Linked DNA regions of Homo sapiens: region 1 is linked to region 2. A link is a loop called in an ENCODE intact Hi-C map of the cell type or tissue named here. Cell type or tissue: ovary. All regions are shown on one strand. Each heading gives the region's core, and the rest is flanking DNA. Links, peaks and the distances in the headings are about the cores only. Region 1 overlaps LOC101928782 (a long non-coding RNA gene). Region 2 overlaps PLXNA4 (plexin A4).

Evidence for each region. Hi-C counts contacts between places; a loop is a spot of excess contacts. Peaks named below come from ENCODE experiments on the same cell type or tissue, not always from the same donor. Only the 100,000 strongest peaks of a DNase experiment are listed, where the experiment ranks them.
Region 1: it touches region 2 in a loop (2.6-fold over the local background); 10 of 110 quality-filtered maps call a loop at or near these places.

Annotation. Positions count from the first base shown.
Region 1 is chr7:131,942,375-131,947,744 of GRCh38, reverse strand. The region is part of intron 5 of LOC101928782 (a long non-coding RNA gene); the gene reads right to left. Among named protein-coding and RNA genes, the nearest start is that of PLXNA4-AS2, 320 kb to the left of the region's middle. RefSeq lists a silencer at 2,182-2,241. In ovary, for the core only: a CTCF peak has its summit at 2,163 (motif pointing left); a DNase peak (open chromatin) is centred at 2,190.
Region 2 is chr7:132,316,733-132,322,102 of GRCh38, reverse strand. The region is part of intron 3 of PLXNA4 (plexin A4); the gene reads left to right. Among named protein-coding and RNA genes, the nearest start is that of PLXNA4-AS1, 33 kb to the left of the region's middle. In ovary, for the core only: a CTCF peak has its summit at 3,164 (motif pointing left); a DNase peak (open chromatin) is centred at 3,152.

The DNA.
Region 1 (5,370 bases), core at 186-5,185, 370 kb after region 2:
TGTCTGTATATTTGAGTCTGCATGTGGGGTGATGGAGGTGGAAAAAAGTTTACACTACCCACCACAAAGAATTCCTATCCAAGATGTGCCCATGGAAGTCACCAGAGACTCTCACCATCCCTCCTGGCCTGCCCCACCCTCTCCCTCCTGGGTGATTACCCCACTCTCCCTTCTCCCATTCCCCAGTCAAAATTCCAAGATCTAGGGCCTCCAACTCCATTTCCACCCATAGCTCTCCTTAGGGACTACCTTCCAGGGGCCCTGTTAGAGTGAGCTCATTTAAACAGTAAATGGAGTCACTCAGCAGCAGCTGGCAAGTGTTTTCAATGAGTTGGAAAATCAGGTTGAAGGTATCGTGAAATATGGTGCTTACAGAGAGGCCCAGACGCATGGGCTAAGTACTTTGTGATTAGGCCTGCCTTACCCATTCCTCCCTCCAGCCCCATCTCTTCACCCTCCTTCTTTCCTTCTCCAGAGTTTTTAAAGTTAAAATGTGCCTGCGTATTTTATTAATATCTTGTAAGAGAAGCTTCTTCAAGCAAACGGTTCTTTGCCTTAGGGGTCAATGTGATCTTTTTTGTACATGTGTATAGCAGGATATGTTGGGCTTGTAAATGTGTGTGAGTTTCTGAGTGTAGGTGCCGAATAAATGTTTATTGATGATGCCTACCTATGCAATCTGCATGGTGCTTGTATTTCTATTGCTTGTGCATTTGCACATCATAAACACAAACACACACACACACACACACACACACACACACACACACACAGGCTTGCTTCCAGAGCCATACATGCTCTATTTTCAGTTTCTGAGTGTCCTAAGAGGTTATATCCTGTCTAGATGGACGGACCGAGAGTACACTTGGATTTCTACCAAGATATATTCTCCTAATTCACCAGAACCCCCCGCTTCCTGCCCATCCCCTACACAGAGCATCTCACGCCATGCAGTGCAGGGAAGCACATTCCTCAAAGCTCAGCTGCCCACCTCTGAGCAGGTGCAAATCCACCCACTGCATCCTCCCATCCACCTTTCTCCCCTCTGACTTCTGCTCTCCTCCTAAATGGTCTCTTTTCCCCCTGCCTCCTCCTCCTCCGTTTCCCTTCTCCAGAGAGGCAGAGGTTAGGTGTGCTTGACCATGATTCACCAAGTGCAGACATCAAAACAGCAAAGGGATGTGGACACCATCTCCAGCCTCTCGTTTCATGGACTGGCTAAGGTTCAGGGATGCTGAAGGATTTCTCCCATGTGCCCAAGGTAGTTCACAGAAGAGCCTGCTCCAGAGCGTGTGTTTTCCCAGCCTTTCCCACAACCTGGCCCCCGGTGGAGGAAGCGGTTCCCCTCCACCGACCCCTGCCTCCCACATCAGAGGTACTGCACCCAATGAGTGCGGCCAACCAAGACCACCAGGGGATGAAATGAGTCACATCGACTGTCTCTAGGATGGAAACTTGGTAGGGATTCTGTTTCCTGTGAGCAGGAAGAACGCGAGATGAGACACAGGAGGACCGATCCTGCTGCTCTCAGGCCTCTCATATGACTTCACAGAGGACAACTTTGGCCCCTCCCCGCCCAGCTCTGGCAGGTGCATGTCAGTGGACTCTGTCCAACAGGCAGAGTCCACGGAAAGGAAGGACAAGATGATGTAAGCATGAGATCCCAGATGCTGGCCCTGGGAGGGGTTTTAGGGACCATCTCCTCATTCAGTGTCTTTGCATTACACAGAAACTGGGCACATAGAGGCTCCAGGACTGGCCAAGGCCACCGGGACCGGTCCCAGGCTTTGCACTCCCAGGGTGCTGTCCCATTTACAAACCCTCGCCGTCCATTCCTTTTTGGAGTGAGTCCTGGTGGCACTCCTATAGGAACAGCGTGTGGGGAGGCCTAGGTGTGGCCTGGCCTCAGATGAGGACACCATCCAAGTGACCCGGCCGCTGCATCCCTGCTCTTTGTGCCACACCCCAAGTCCCTTTGCTTCCCGGAGATGGAGCAGATGACAGAGGCGCACGGAGGAAGCGGGCCTGGGGACACACGGTGTGCCGAGCTCTTTCGTCCACCTGGGTCGACCTCCACAAATCTACTGCTCCGGGGTTCCCGCGCGGGTCCCCAGGCAGCCAGGAGGTGACGCGGTCGGCGAGGAAGGGGCTGCGGCCGCGCGGTTCCTTCTCCAATGACAGGCGCGCCCTCTGCTGCTAGAACTAGGAAGCGCGCGCCTGGCCCGGCTCAGAGCCCGAGCTTGGAACCCGCAGCCGCCCGCACCCTCCAGAGAAACCGGCTTAGAAAAGCCTGCCGCCGCGAAAGCAACCAGAGGCCCTCCCGCTTCCGGGGTGCTCTGAGGACTCAGACAGGAGGGAATAGAACCTGGGAGGAGAAGGAAGAGGAGCTACCTGAACTCTGTGAGGAAAGGGAGGGGATCCTTGCATTTGGGATTTAGGACAAAATCCTTGCATTTGGGATTTAGGCTCCTTCCCCATCCTTTGTCCTCTCCACGAAGCTCCTCTCACCCCAACCACCAAACTGTGCCCATGAAGTGAATGGCCCAATAAGGAGCCTGTGGGAGCCACAGTGTCTGGAGATTTTACTCGGCCATCTCTTGAGCCCTGGGAAAAGTTTTAAAATGTTCACTTTGGCAACTTCGAGCCTGGTTCAAAGCATGGTGTCTCCGCAGGAAGAGTACAGGACTGGGAATGAGGCCTCCTGGAATCTGGTTCCATTTCAACCACTCTTTTCCCCTGTGCTAAGTCCCGTGTCCTCTCTGTGGCTCAGTTTCCTGACCTATTTATTACATGGGCCTCTCATGTCCCGGAAAATTCACTGAGGTACCAGGTATGCTACAGCACTAGCAAGCCGTCGTGCCACTGCCCTGCTCTGGCTGGGTTGTCTTTTCCTGGAAATGGGCAGTGGTAAGAGGAGGGTGGAGACAGAGCCTCCGGCCATCTCCCCTGCTCCTCGCCCCTGCTGGGACTCCCACTGCGCAGTGTTTCCCTCTTACCTCTGGACAATCCCACAGACTCCTTCCTCCAGGCAAGGCATCCCCAAGGAAGTGCAAATAAAAATGCTGTTGGTGGTGGAGGCAACATATTCAGTGAAAATCCACCAAGGTTACTGGCTGAGGCTGGAGCAGGATGGGGGTGAGGGGAATACTGCTCGAGGAAGGCAGGAGGGACCAGGGAAGAGGTCCTTGGACAGCACCAGCCGGAGGGTCCTCGCATGGGGCCTTGGAGGCGGCAGGGAAAGGAAGCTTCTCTCTGATTTTAGAATGTCCGTGGAGACAGCCTTGAGTTGCTTTCCATGTCAGATCACAAGCATAGGCTTTGGGAAGAACTGGTGAACAACTATAAGGTGGCATTCTCCTTGTGCCTAGGACAGCTACTGACCCCCTCAGCCTCACTGACCTCATCCAGAAATTGCAGATGTAAAACCTACCCCAATGCAAGTAAATTCCTTCACCCAGTAAGCAGCATAGTAGTGCACAAAATTATTGTTGTTATTATTATCATGATCATCGTGGTCCTATCAGGCCTAACCCTCTCATTTTCTGCATGATGTTCCCTTACTTGAATTTCTGTTTCCTCATCAACAAAAGTCATGTTTGCCCCTCCTTAGTTCTGGGGGTTGTGGTGGGGAGGAGGAAAAAGGCATCCCAGGTGCATCAGCAGAGGAATGTCCCTGAAGGACCCGAAATGCTATTATTGAAGGCTAAATGTTCCGTGGCTAAAAGCTGCTATAGCGATCTTTGCATCCACTTGATTTGAATGGGCACATTACTGTAATGTCCCAGTGCTGCAGTCAACACGGGGAAGGTTGAGCTATTTGTAACAAGATGCATGAGCAGCATAAAGATCAAATGGTGGAAGAGAGCACGTCTGGCTCACTTGAGAAAACAGGGCTAGTGGCTTTGAATATGGCTGGAATCCATCCATGGCCGCCTGCCTCAGAAACCGCTGCCTGGGGCTTGCTGTAGGGAGGACTGGAAAGACAGGAGCAGGTGGAGAAAGAAGGCAAATATGAGGAGGAGAGAGACATAGACAAACCACTGGACACCGTGAGAGAGAATCCAGTCACAATTCCAGCTCCAGGGGCATTATGGATGCTGAGAGTCCCGTCCTCCACCTGCAGCTCTGAGAATACCACCTACCATCCAGCAAGCTTTCTCCAAACCCTCATATCTGGACTGAGCTCCTCATTCTTTGGTGTCAAGCTGTTCAGGTGAGCAGCTCTAGCCTATTTCTCCCCCTGTTCTCCTGTCCACAGGGACAGAGCATGCTACAGCCGCAGGTCTCCAAGGCTCCATTTGGAACAGAGGTGGGGGCGCGATTGATGCCCTGGAAGGACTAGGGAGGTGGCAGGAGAAGGCTGGACAAAAACACTTGCAGACCCTGATCAATACACCCTCCAGGCCAGCGCTGCCTTTTAAGTCATCTCCATTGCCCCCCATCAGCTCCTCCCCAGAACTTCATTTGAAACTAATATTGGGAAGGGCCTGGGAGGAATGTCATTTGGCTGAAATCAAACCCCCCATGGGATGACCAAACACTCATCCTCCTTTTTCTTTTCCTTCCAAACCCTGGGAAAAGCTCTGGGTCTTGGTTTTGTTATCTGCAGATTAAGAGTAGGAGTCCAGGCTCTCTAAGGACCCTACTCACTTCTACCTGGCAACCTGCATAACTCACGCCCTCTCCTGACATCACATGTGGCACGGACTCACACTCACGCTCAGCGTTCACTCCTATTTCTCAGCCTCATCTCCACACGTGGTGTCCCTTTGCCCTCCCCACTAGCAAGGCCGGTGCCTTTCAGCACTGACATTCTGATGGCTGCTTCCGCCCTCCCCACCCTCCCTCTTATCACAGGAGGCGTTCCTCCCAGCTCCCCCTCACCGCATTGGCTGCCTCATGCCACTCTTTTTTATTATTATGGCAAAATATTCATAACTTATTTTTTATCATTTTAACCATTTGTCAGCATACTATTTGGTGACATTAAGTGCATTCACAATATTGCGTAACCATCACCACTGTCTCATCATCCCCAGTGCAAACTCTGTACCCATCCCCAGATAACCTCTAATCTACTTTGTCTCTATGAATTTCACTAATTTAGGTTTCTCATATAAATTGAATATGCAGTATTTGTCCTTCTGTGTCTGGTGTATTTTGCCTAGTACAATGTTTTCAAAAAGTCTGTCCATGCTGTAGCATATATAAAAATTCCCTTTCTTTTGATGACTAAGTAATATTTCATTGTATGGATATACCACAGTTTACTTATCCATTCATCCATCAATGGATACATGGGTTGCTTCTACCTTTTTGCTATTGTGAATAATGCTGCTGTGAACATTGATGTGCAAACATCCCTGCCTT
Region 2 (5,370 bases), core at 62-5,061:
TGCATGCAAAGATTTCCAGATTTCTCTGGCACATTCCTTTTCCAACCTTTTCACTTACCATGTTTATTTTTACTGTTTGTTTTTTTCTCACTGCTATTCTACTATAATTGTGCCCAATTTGGTGATTGGGACAAAAAAGGCACGGAAACTGGGTTGTAGCTTGCCCAGATACTCTGCTAATTTCTACCTTCTTCTGGGGGTGGAGTTTAGGACTTCCTATGCCCCCTCCGCCCCACCCAGGCTTCCCTCCTCCCCAGAAACTTGAAACTCTCCTGGGAGGGTGGCCACCCGCATACAGGCTCCCCAATATATGCACCTTGGCCCTCTCCAAAGGGCCTCCTTTTTGCCCCTCCCCACCCTCAACCACAGACACATCTTTAAAACCTTGTCTTGAATGTTCACCAGACTCTAACATGTGTCCACGTGTCCCCCGGGGCTCCCTCCTGCCTGGCTGTCTGCCTCCTGCAGGTCTGTCTGCTTATGTGCACCGACACGGCAAACACACATGGTGCACCAACATTTCAGCCCAGTGTTGCTTTGAACAAGGCCTTCCAGGGGATCAGAAATGTGGACAGCAGATGTCAGAGGTGACCCACCGTCTGCTGTTTATGGGAGTTGCTCATTCCCTGGGTCAGGGAATGTGTACAGAGACTGTCACAGCCAGCGCAATGAGCATCCAAGAGGTTGTCACTGGTATCTCCCTGGGAACTGGACCACGATTTAAAAAAAAAAAAAAAGCTTGCCTAGAACACAGACACGCTAGGGTAACTGTAGATCTTACATTCACACACATCCTGGGCTTGACATCCTTGCCTTCAGCAGCTTGGCAGACAGAAAAATAACAGTTTGTTTTCTGTGTGATCAGAGTTAACTTAACCAACCCCTGCCAAGCTCTTCTCTTTGTCAGGAGAAAGAGTCAGAGGGAAGTGAGGGCATGCAAGTAAGCGCGAGGGGGTGGCGGACGGAGAGCCAGGTGAGGAGAGGCAGCCGGAGAAAAACAGTGCTGGGAAGCTGGCCGGTGAGTGTGGAGCCAGGTGATGTGCCAGGCATCTGACAGCCGTCAAGGAAGGGCAGCTGGCAAGGGATTGCCAGGAACCGGAGGGCAGAAAAACAGGGAGATTTGGGGCAACAAACGACATAGTCAGTGGCTGGAACTTGCTGGGGATGCCCTTGTGAGCCCTGCCGCGGGAGCAGTCATTCTCAAAATTTAGGATGCATCCAGACCACCTGTAGAACTTATTAAATACAGATTGCTGGCTTCAGCCCTGGAGTTTCTGATTCTGTAGGTCTGCGCAAGGCTAGAGATTTGGCATTTCTAACAAGTTCCCGGATGCTGCTGGTCAGGAGCCCAAACTCTGAGAACCACTGCACTCAGGGAAGCCCAAAGCTGACTTGCTTTAACCTCTTCCAATATGGCATCCACCAAGAGCAAAAGCTTTATTCATGGGAAAGGTCATTCAGTGCTTGGAGAAGCACGGAGACTCTGCTCTCCTCTCTCCAGGCAGGAGGTAAGAAGTGAAAGCAGAATCTTTGGTTCGTGGGGTGTTGCAGGTTGAACTGTATCTCCCCAAAGGGAAAGCTGAAGTCCCAACTTCTGATACTTGTGCATGTGACCTTTTTGTAAATAGGGTCTTTGGAGATCTAATCAAGTTAGGATGAAGGATGGGCTTTAATCCAGTGACTGGTGACTTCATGAGAGAAAAGAATGGGAAATTTAGACAGAGAGACCCGGGCCATGTGAAGACAAAGGCAGAGATTGGAGTGATGCTGCCACAAGCCAAGGAACAGCAAGCACTGCCAGCAGTCACTGGAGGTGGGAAGAGGCAATGAAGGATTCAGCCCTACCGGCCCCTTGATTCCAGACTTCTAATCTCCAGAGCTGTGACAGAATACATTTCTGTTGTTTTATGACACCCAGTTTGTGGTCACCTGTTATGGCACCCCCGGCAAATGAATACACTGGGTTTTCAGAGTTTGTTTGTGTTGCCATCTTAAAAGCGCCCAGTATGACCACTGTGGGTAGGTCTTGTGTCATGCTGACTTTCAAGGGAGATGCCTGTCCTCTGCACATGTCTGTAGGTGCAGCTCCAGGTTGCTTGACTGTGGAGATGTTCACCAGGGCAGTCCAACTCAGGTGTCTGAGAAGGCAGGGGTGGAGAACATGGGAGAGGTGGGGAAGCATGGCACTGCCCTGCAGAACTCCAGCAGAGCCCTTTGACTGGGAAGGAAGCAAGTGGAGAGCATAGGAGAGGTGGGGAAGCATGGTACTGCCGTGCACGGCTCCAGCAAAGCCCCATGGCTGGGAAGGCAGGGTAAGGCACTGTGCATTTCAGGAACTTACACGGAATAAAAGAAAGGTTAGGATGACAGGGAGGCAGTGTGAGAAAACCTGCTTCTGGAGCAGGAAGTCCGGTGATCTCAGAGCACCAGGAAATTAGCATAAGGAAACAGCAAAATTGTCCGTTAAGAATGCAGAGCCAAAACTTCATGGTAGAGGAGTGCAGCGGCAATGTGTTTGGAGAGTAGGAAACAGGTGGAGAGAATTATAAATTACAAGGAACCCTGAGAACAGATCTAGAGTAGGAAACAGGTGGAGAGAATTATAATTTACAAGGAACCCTGAGAACAGACCTAGAGTAGGAAACAGGTGGAGAGAATTATAATTTACAAGGAACCCTGAGAACAGATCTAGGATGAAGCCCTCATCACAGCACCTGGAATATGCTAGTTTTCTATTTCTCAATTTGGAGTTCCCTGGGGACTGCATGGGAATCACCAGTAGCACTTACTCAAAATGCACGTTCCTGGGCTCCACCTCAGCCATGCTGCGTGAGAGTCTCAGTGGACAGGGCCTGGGAAGCTGCATTTTCACAAGCTCTGCAGGGGTTTTATGCTAAGTCTGAAAACCATGCTGCATGTGCTTAGGAAACGTTAGTAGGTTTCCCCCTTTCTAGATTAGATTAGGGGAAATAGAGAAGAATGGAAGAGAGGAGAGGAGGTTTCAGAAGGGCCTTTGGATGGCTCTCCTCCATATCGCCTTGCCCAGGACCTCTATGTGGGCCACCTTGGGGTGCGTGTGGACATGCCTTCCCTTCCACGGTTGGACCAGTCCTGACAAGCGCTGCGGGGCCAGGCGTCACAGGACTGGAGTCACCCGACTGTCGCAGCACTGCCACCTGCTGGCTGCAGGAGAAAATGCAGAATTCAACAGAGAGTCCACACTTGTTAAAGACCAGCTTCAGAAACACACAGGCAGAGACCCGCGCACACACATACCTACATATACACCACAGAACAGAGCCCCTCCGACCCTGGCTAGACCACAGCAGCATCTGTGATTTTGCCTGTGTAACAACTACAGATGGGTTCGATTTCTCCCTTCAGGGGACAGATGAGATTGGAGTGGGGGAGAAGAATTAAAAAAAAAAAAAAAAAAAAAAAGCAAAGTGCGTGATGATCACCAGAGGCTCTGAAAAGACTTCCTCTTCCCTCCTTCCTTCCTGTTTTCCGGTAAACACAGGAGGTAAAGATGTGCAAGTTGTGGAAACGCTCATTCTGCAGGGGGTGGGGAGGGAGAGTCCTGCAGCTGAGGCATCCCTTGGCTCCCAGCCCTGGGGAAGGAGAGGGAAAGCAGGGAGGGAGGAAGCCAGGAGGCTGGAGAAGCTGACCCTCCCCCAGCTTAGCGCTCTCAAGTGTCCAAAGCAAGTGAGCACATACTGATATCACCTCCTTTCCTCGACACTCTGGGTTCTGGGCAGTATTGCGCTCTTTTCTGCCTCAGTTTCCCCTTTAGTGAGCAGATGGGGCTGCCAGAGGGTCAGACCCTGGTGTGATCTCTGGTGCTCAGAAGGGTGAGAGTGTCCACATGAATCACCTGTCTGGCTAGGAAGGGCTCCAACTCCCTCCCCCTGCAACCAGGGCCCTGAGATGCTACCCCTGCCCTCTCCGCTCCAGTCCCCCTGCCTGCAGGCCTGCTTGTTGTGTGGGATGAACTGCTGAGATTGCCTTGTCTCGGTTCATGACCTTATGTCAAAACCACTTGGGATTGAGTTTCTTTGACCGGGTTACTCGGGTCTTCAGGGAAAATGGATTACAGCCTTTCCCAGGAGGCACAGATTCTTGCGCTCTCAGAGAATGTTCTCTGGCCTGCAAACTGTGCCTGCCTGGCCCCGACCCTTGCTCTGCCTGGCTCTTGTTCTCCACTCCCTGCTCTTGGATTTCTTCCCTACCCATTTCTGAAATTGCCTGGCCAGGTGTAACCTGAGCCAGCTGAGGGAGGGAGCAGGCTGAGAGGCTCCCTACAACTGGTGTTCCACAATGCTGTGCTGACTTTTGCTTGTGCTGCTCCATTTTGCTCTTGTTGCACACAACCTGGTCATGGTAAACTCATGGTAGCTTTGCAAGGATAGGCAAATGGTCACTGAATGCCACAGAATAAAAGTAATCAGGGAAGACTTTGGATCCTATGCTAGTGAATCCCAGACCAGTAAATCCAACCCAGTTCAGTCCAACTCAAGTCAACCAATTTATTCCAATTCAACATAACACAACCCAATCCAACCCCATCCAATGCAACCCAATCCAATTCAATCCAACTGAACACAACACAACCCAATCCAATCAAATTCAACCCAATCCAACTCAACTCAATCCAATTCAATACAATCCAACACAACCCAATCCAATCAAATTCAACCCAACCCAACCCAATCCAACCCAACTCAATCCAATACAACCCAACACAACCCAACCCAATCCAGTCCAACCCAACCCAACCCAACTCAATCCAATTCAGCACAACCTAACTCAACCCAATTCAATCCAATCCAATCCAACCCAACCCAACCCAACCCAGTCCAATCTAACATGATATAGCACAGCACACACAACCCAACACAACCCAATCCAATTACATTTAATCCAACACAAACTTAACTGAACCCAGCCCAATTCAATTCAACACAACACAACTCAATCTAATCCAGCACAACCCAACTAAATCTAATTCAACACAACACAATCCAATCCAATTCAACCCAACCTAATCCAATAAATCCAGTCTAACACAACACAACACACACAACCCAATTTAACAAAACCCAACCTAATCCAATCCAATACAACACAACACAGCCCAACCTAACCCAATGCAGCACAATACAACTCAATCCAATCCAACCCAACCCCAGCACAACACAGCTAGGCTCAAGCAACAGGCAGTCTTATAGCACCCTGTTTTACTCATCTCACTCTGCATTGATGAAACTGGAGGGTGGGGGACTAAATTGTGTACTTTTCTTGTGAGACCCCAGTCCCTTATTTAAAAAGAAGTGGGTGCCAAGATAGCATGGTAAGAACAACAGGTTCAGA